Regions from separate parts of the Mus musculus genome. Here region 2 is linked to region 1. Evidence: chromatin loops called from intact Hi-C (ENCODE). Cell type or tissue: gastrocnemius. All regions are shown on one strand.

The links. Hi-C counts contacts between places; a loop is a spot of excess contacts. Peaks named below come from ENCODE experiments on the same cell type or tissue, not always from the same donor. Only the 100,000 strongest peaks of a DNase experiment are listed, where the experiment ranks them.
Region 2: a loop joins it to region 1, with 2.2 times the contacts of the local background. A loop is called at or near these places in 1 of 42 quality-filtered maps.

Annotation. Positions count from the first base shown.
Region 1 is chr1:189,805,397-189,809,396 of GRCm38, reverse strand. All of the region lies in intron 3 of Ptpn14 (protein tyrosine phosphatase, non-receptor type 14), which reads right to left. Among named protein-coding and RNA genes, the nearest start is that of Gm51739, 29 kb to the right of the region's middle. In gastrocnemius, no CTCF peak of the experiment used is centred here; no DNase peak of the experiment used is centred here; H3K27ac peaks cover 804 bases.
Region 2 is chr1:189,754,174-189,758,173 of GRCm38, reverse strand. All of the region lies in intron 1 of Ptpn14 (protein tyrosine phosphatase, non-receptor type 14), which reads right to left. Among named protein-coding and RNA genes, the nearest start is that of Gm51739, 22 kb to the left of the region's middle. In gastrocnemius, no CTCF peak of the experiment used is centred here; DNase peaks (open chromatin) are centred at 626, 1,251 and 1,711; H3K4me3 peaks cover 543 bases; H3K27ac peaks cover 2,805 bases.

The DNA.
Region 1 (4,000 bases):
GTTAGACAGGCCGGCAAAAATGAGACAGTGAGAGACTCCGTCTTAAAAGACAAGATACGTGGCTCCTGAGGAAAGGTGTCTGAGGTTGATGTCTGGTTTCCATGAGAGCACAGACAGGCAGAGACACAGACAGACAGACAGGCAGATAGACAGACAGACAGGCAGGCAGGCAGAAAGGCAGACAGACAGTCAGACAGGCAGGCAGAGAGGCAGGCAGGCAGACAGTCAGACAGGCATACAGACAGACAGGGAGGCAGGCAGGCAGACAGGCAGACAGACGCACACCCACACACATGCACGCACACCACCAGCCATGCAGCATAGATGATAAATAACAATGGAGAAGGTACCATCTCTAAATAAAATCAAGTATATGGGGAGTGCACAGCATATTAAAACCACACTTTAAAAAATAGGGCCAAGGACTTCTGGAAGACACCGGACCAATGGTGGCGTCATACCTTGATGTGGACTGAATAAAAGCCACACTCACCACTGCTATAGCAACAGCACCACTGACCGCCGCCAATGCACGAAGGACCCAGCCAGGACTTCTAACTGTCCTCCATGCTTTAGCTGAGCATGGCCACACTGCCTGACTGGTCCTTCTGGACTGAACCTGGGCTTGATGGTCCTATTAATGCCCCTGTGGCTTTCAGCCATCAACACTGCCTGTGCCTATCCCATTAGTTCTCCTATTATATTCTTATCTTACTCCACAACCTACTACAACTCTCTCTCATATTTATCTGGTCTCTGCTGCCTTCTAAAGGGGAGGCCTCTGTGAACTGACATATATGGGTGTGTGTGTATATATAATATATTATCTGAAAGCTAATGTTAGTAATTGGAATAAAAGAGCCTGTGACTACCAAAGGACCAGGGAAGTTGGACCACTGACAAACCGTGGCCAGTCGACTAGACATAGCTTATAGTACATTTTGATATTACAGAGATATATAAACATGCCTCTCTGTTTCCTTTTTGCTAGTGTGTGTGTGTGGGGGGGTATATGTTTGCATACATAGTACGTGTGTATGTGAATGTGCACATATGTGGGCCCCGGCAAGCACATGCAGAGGCCCACTTTCAGGAGTCTTCTTCATTGCTCTGCCAGTCACTGCCTTGTGACAGGGTCTCTTACTAAACAGGAAGCTTGGTTTCTGGCTGGTAGGCCTGTGAGCTCTCACAGGATCTGCCTGTCTCCACCCCCCTGCCTCCATTGCTGGGGTTCCAAGGCCTCATGACTGCATAACAAGGGCTCATGCCCACTGAGCCTCCTCCCAGACCGCATCTATGTTTCTGACACAGTGTGCGCTTACGACATTCCTATTGTCTCCTGACTGACTGTGTGTACTCACACGAAACTCTGAGGAGAGTGTGGGACCTAATGGGAAACAAGTACCGAAGGCCAAGGTGTCCAGCTTCCAGGGTCAAGGGCATCCATTGCAGCCGTTGTTTGGTTCTGCGGTTTGCTTCATTTTCCTTGAACATTAAACCAAAATAGTTCTTTGCTGACTCCAGTAGTCATCTGAAACAGACTTGGGAATTCTGGAAGCTAAGTGACCTACATCAGGTGTCCCATCAGACCCACAACAGTCGTCTCCATCTTTCCACAGTGGGTCATTTACTTCAGGGACGCCAGCCAAGAAGACTTCAAGTTTAACTTAGATGATCGTATGCTTTCTTCTTCCTAGTAGCACTGTTTGTAACATCTTCAAAAACGGGTTTGCTCCTCAGAGGCGCTTTCTTCCTAAGATTATTTCATCTTCATGATTTCCTAGTAAAGCATCAAGTCTCTGGCTTGGTTTCGGCTAATTTTAGGTCAGCTATGCTGCACTTTGCTCCGACCTTGGCACTGGTGGGAAACAGCAGACGGAACATCCTCTAGTTCCCTCCAGCTGCAAGTGGATGGCGGGCTGACCCGGAGCCAGTTGGGGGCTATCAACAGCAGCGAGCTGTCGCATGTCCCTCCGATGGCTCAGCCTGGGCTCTTTCAAGTTTCCCAGACACACCTGGTAACTTGACACAGCTTATTTCCTATGTCTCACTTTCCTGCTCTTCCAAAGGCCTCAGTGTCATCTGAAAGCCTGGCACTATGTGCCCAAGGCTGGAGATGACTGATAAATTCAAACTAAAGCCCGTCCTGGTTCCCTTTAGCGCACAATGCCCACTATGTAAAAGGCTCCTTCAAAGGAGCGCCTGTCCCCTGTCACTCTGTCTACGCTACTTCCTTCCCTTTGACAAAGCTCATCCCTCCCGTGCCAGCCATTCTGGGGTTTGTCTAAGCAGTCTCGGGAAGGAGAGCGTGGAGCTGGCAAAGTCTCTCAGGGAGTGGAAATAACTCCTACCCACAGCCTGCTTCACCGAAAACCATTCTGGGGCTGGCCGAAGGGCCAGGCTTCTGTCGTAAGTGGCAATGTGGCTGAGCAATATCCCTCTGCCACTCTGGTTCTGTAAATAAAGGACTCAGCCTCCTATGGGGCACTGTGTTTAGATACTACACTATGATCCAAACAGGCTACAGCGGCTCAGGATTTGGGAAGTGAGTGGGAAAGATAGACATAAAACAATGGTATCCATTATCATTAGATGTGGCATGTTCCCACAGGGTTGTGGGTTTGCTCGCTTGGTCTCCAGCTGGTGGTATTAGGAAGTAGGGCTTAGCTGGAGGAAGCAGGTCACTGGAGAACAGAGCCTTGAGGTTTATAGTTTGACTCCTCCTCCCTGACCCCCTCCCCGACCCCCTCAGCCCCCACCTCTGCTTCCAGTCCCTGTGAGGAAGAGGAAGGAGTCCTGGCCTCACATTCCCACCTCCTCACAGCTGCCTGCTCACATCTCTCCCTCACCACAGCAGACTGTGTCCCTTCAAACCATAAGCTGGAGTAAATCTTTTTTCCCTTAAATTGCTTCTTGTCACAAGTTTTGATCACTGATGAGAAAAAAAATAACATAATGTCCTCCTTACAAACAAATTTCACGGGTAGTCAGAGACGAAACGGACACTGACATGAATATGTAAGAATTCTGAAACATTTGAGCTTCAACTCTCCACAGATAGCCTAAGGACCTACAGACTGGCCCTTAAGTGACACTTACACACAACTGAGGTCTTTGAAGGAGGATTTGAAGGCAAACACTTGCACACTCAGCTCAACCACTATAATCTCTTGTAGGCAGTTAAAGCATCAAGACAGACAGACAGACAGACAGACAGACACTTAATTTCATGGAAGCAAATGGGTCAGTGAGATGTGGTTGGTGTGACTTTCCTACTGTGTGCAAAATAGAACTATTGGCAGGCACAACTGAAATGCCTACAGGACCCAGGGAGGGCATGGGAAGGAATAACTCTGCCACCGTAACTTCAAGGGACAGGAACAAGGTCAGCCACGATGGCATCTGCCCGCCTATACAAGTGTCTTGCTCTGTCAGAACTGGTCTTGTCAATCAATCAGCCTTCCTAAGCTTAGTTGATCATCTTTGATGAGGAGAAGTGTGGACAGACATTCTGCTCTGGCAAAGGGGTAGGAAAGAGGGCTGACAGGATGGCTGGGTGGGGGTAAAGATGCTTGCCACACAAGCCTGGTAGCCTCAGCTCCATTCTGGGAACCCATGTAAAGATGCAACTGACTCCACAGGTGTCCTCTGACAATCCCCACCCCACAAGCACACCATATGCACAAAAATGCTGTAATCAGCTTCAAAGTCATATGAAAGATACCCTTGATCTAATGACCCAGATGCCCATTTGCTGGGTACTAAGGCTCTCTATATAAAATGAAACACTTTTGTTTTCAGAGACAAACACCCACACCCATCTCATCAGGCCCCTGTGACACACAGCACAATAGCTTGGTGATAGCCTGCGTCCAGCCAGAGATGGAAGCTGCACAACTTCTCAGAACTGGAAGTCCTCCTTGAAGTCCACACTTTCCAGGTCTGCTACCACTCTGCTACTGTGCCTTTCCTGTGTGGACACAGAGGACCTGCCCTTTGC
Region 2 (4,000 bases), 51 kb after region 1:
TGGCCTTGAACTCTTGCCTCCATCTCCCAAGTGCTAAGATTACAGCTCTGAGCACGTTCTCGGTCGTCACGATATTGGGGGTGGAAACCTCAGCCTCACAAAAGCTGGCCAGGCACCCTAATAACTGAGCTGCACCCTAACCCGTGGAGCCATGACGATAATGCCTTGGGGGTGGAGGGCAGACTCTGTCCCCAAACAAATCTGAAAATGAGACTATATGCATCAAGTCCTCTCTCCCCAGGTCAAGCCTTCACCCCACAATTCAGTTCTACAACGCCACATAACTGAGGGCTCCGAGGACCTTGCCATAAATGCCTCCCTCAGAATCAGAACAAAACTGATTAGAACCCTGAATGAGACACAGGATCTGAGAGCTCTCAGCCTGGCCTCGCCCAAATCAGGTACTAGAAGTATATACGCAGGCAGTTTGCTAAGACACCTGGACCCCAAGCCTGTCTGGACCCCAGTCTCTCCAGTTAACAAGCGACCTGCCCTCGTTTACAGCGGTGACTAAGGACGGAGCAATTTCTCACCCTAACATCCCAGGCTGGTGCACCTCAAGGACCCCTGGCTAGTCGAGCACCTCCCATGGGAACACACCTCTTCCAGGGGTTAGATGACATCTGGGGAACAACCCACATAGTCAACGAGATTCCAAAACTGTTCAGTACATCAGTAATCCCGTAAAAGGGCTTTCCTCCTCCTCTCCGGAGACACGCTGCCATCTCTCTGTGACTGGCAGTTACCTCTGACAAAAGGCAACTTTTCCTGGCTGAACTAAGAAGGGACTGAAACTTTGGGGCCTCAACCAAAGCTCTGCGTGCAGTTAGTTAATAAGGTTCTCCTGAGCCCTTTCCAAAGCATACGGCAGAAAGCACACTGGACCCCCCCAACCAAGAGCTAGATTTGCACCCGACACCCTCATCCCCAGGTTCTCATGGGAAACTCCCTGTACCGCGCTGTGCACAGAGGACAAGGCCCATGACACAGCAGTAAATCATTCTCGGCCCCCTAATTTCTTCACCCTCCTTTTACAGCTAAAGGACCGGGCTGGAAAGGGCTCCCTGTACTGGTTTTTTTTTTTTTTTTTTTTTTGGCTTTTGCCTCTAAGGCCTACAGTTTGAAAGGTCCTTTGCAAGGGAGGCAGTGACCAGCAAAATATACTGCTGCCTCCCCTAGAACATGGGTAAAAGAGAGCAGTCCCAGAGAGTGTTCATCAGGCGATGACGGCTGCCAGGGCGCTGCATTCCTGTGACAGATGGTTGGGTAAGATACGGACTTTCCTGCCGAAATCATTCTTGCCTGATTAGCAGCGGAGCAAAACAAAAACAGAACACGGTTTGCTAAACTGCGTGTGAAGTCGCCTATTCCTGAACGCTTACCCAAGCAACACACCTTACCACCGGGGCTGTAAATATTTACTTTCCTTGGGAACAGATTCAAGGGAAATAGAACAGGGTCTGGTGTTTGAAAACACTGGATTAACTCCGATACAAAGAAATAAAACACACGCACACACAAAGAGAAGCTCTGGAAGACAGGATGCATTGGGTGTCTCTCCTAGGAAAATCCTCCTATTTCCAGAATCGCACATGCTCCGTGGGTTGCCCTCATATCCCAGCTGGAAGAGAATTCCCATCTTACCCCACTCCACCCACGGGGCACCAGTCATATTAGTTTCCTCCTGACTTCTCGAGCACACCCTGGGCTGGAAGGCTTGCCTTCTGCATGTGCTCCCAGCCCTTGCGCCCTCCCCTTCATGGAGACTTCTTTGTCAAGTTCTCTCAGATCCTCATCCTTTTGATATGAGGGCCCAAGTTCAATTCCCGGGTCCCATCAGAGCATGGCAGCAAGCATTTGTAATACCAGCAGTGGGCAGGAGCTGGGCAAAGACAAATGGATTCCTGGAGCGTGTATGTTGATCGGCCAGAGATTCCTAATTGACAAATGTCAGGGTCAGTGAGAGACCTGGTCTCAAAAACTAAGGCTGAGAACAGAGAGCTCTGGCCTCCCAGTGCAAGGGAGTAAGCTAGAGCTGTCCCTCTCCCTGGCTTCTTCCTCTTCGCCACCCCCATCTCCCTCACTCCACTCTCTATAACTGAAAACACAACTAGGAAATTTCGGGGCTGGGATTTGCCTCAGTGGTAGAAGAATTAACTGGCAGGCATGAGGACCTGCATGCAAGCCCTAGCACCAAACCATGGAAATTATTATCTGGGGGTTCGGGTGTGGGTGTGGCATAGAAAACCCACTCTTCTAAAACAAGCATGGTTTGGGGCAGCTGGGAGAGAGTCAGGAAAGAGATCAGCCTTGTCAGTTGCTGCTTCGTGTTCTGAAAATACAGCCCAGGTTTGGATAAACACAGCCCAGGCTGGCCTTGAACTCAATATATGGGATATGCTAGTCTTGAACTCAGCAATCCTCCCACCCAGGTCCTAAGTGCTGGGATTAAAGGCCCACACTACCATCCCCACTTCTGTTATTTAAAAACATCTTTTTTGGTTTTAAGTAAAGTTCCCTTCAGCTGAACTGAAACTAGAAAGGTAAACTAGAGAAATGACCACACAAATATTCCCTTCGAGTAGCACGGAGGTTAAGATGATGCTCTCAGGAAAAAGGCCTTGGTCTGCCTTAATTCTGTTTCATACTTTAGGTATGATGGTTTTAGTCTATGGCTTCAGAAATTTTATTAAGTGCTTTTAAGTTAAAACAAAACAAAAGATGAGGCCTGCATCAGATACAACCACATCTCCACACCCTCCCACCCCAAGGTTCTGAGTCTGCAGCCACCTGGACAGACCCTTTTCATCCCACAGTCCGGCTCTGTGCCTACAGTGCACTGAGCCTCCAGGACAGCTGGAAAGATCTCCTGCAGTTACAGATGCATTCCAGAGAGAGTTTGGAAGGAGAGACGCACAAGCCAGGGCCGCCGCCTCGCGCCTCCTGCCCGGGCATGCTCATTTGGATAACCAAGCTGCTCCTCGCCCATGCAGCTCATCCTGCATAAAGGTCTGCTGGGTGGCAGAGGCCACAGCTTGTACAAACCCTTGGAGTCTAATATTAAATGAAAGATTCTTCAACTCTATCCAGATGACAAATGTCCACAGGGGCCTGCACTCTCCTACTCTAGGAAAGCTGTCGTTTGAAATTCAAAATAAGGGGCTGGAGGGATGGCTCAGTAGAGGGAAAGTACTTGCTGAGCAAGCAAGAGGACCTGAATGTGGATGTCCAGCACCACAGGTAAAGTCAGCCACAGCAGTGCACGTCTCTAACCCCGTGCTACGGGTGGCGGGGAGACCGGAGGCTCTCAGGGCTCGCTCACCACCAGCATTGCTAAAACAACAAATTCTAGATTCGGAGGGAGACCCTGCCCAAATAAATAAATAAATAAATAAATAAATAATAAATAATAAATAATAAATAATAAATAAAAGACACCTGGCATTGACTTCTGACACACAGACACATACAGTCACATATAAACACAGACACAAATACAGACACTCACATACATAAACATACACACACAGACACACACATAAACACACAGATACACAGACATAAACATATACACACACATAAACACACACGAACACACAGAGGTACACATATAAACACACACACATAAAGACACAGACCCACATACAGATATAAACATATTCAGACACACACACACACCATACAGATAAAAGTAACTTTAAAAGCTAAGGCACCAGTTATGAATGCAAGCCCTGTGAGAGCGACAGCTCAGTGGATGAGCAACTGTGCACAGCACAAAGCCTTGAGCTCCATCACCAACACTTGAATGAAAAGAGATAGCAGGGCAACTGAAGCCGAGTGTGCCCGTCCCCTGTGGCACAGCAGTGAGAGGCTGAAGGTAGCCAGAGCTGAAGGGATGCAGCACCACAGACAGGGACCACCGTGGCCTGTGAGGACACCACACACTGGCTACTCCTTCTACAGGCACCGTCTCTCTTGTTGTTGACTCTACAAACTGCAT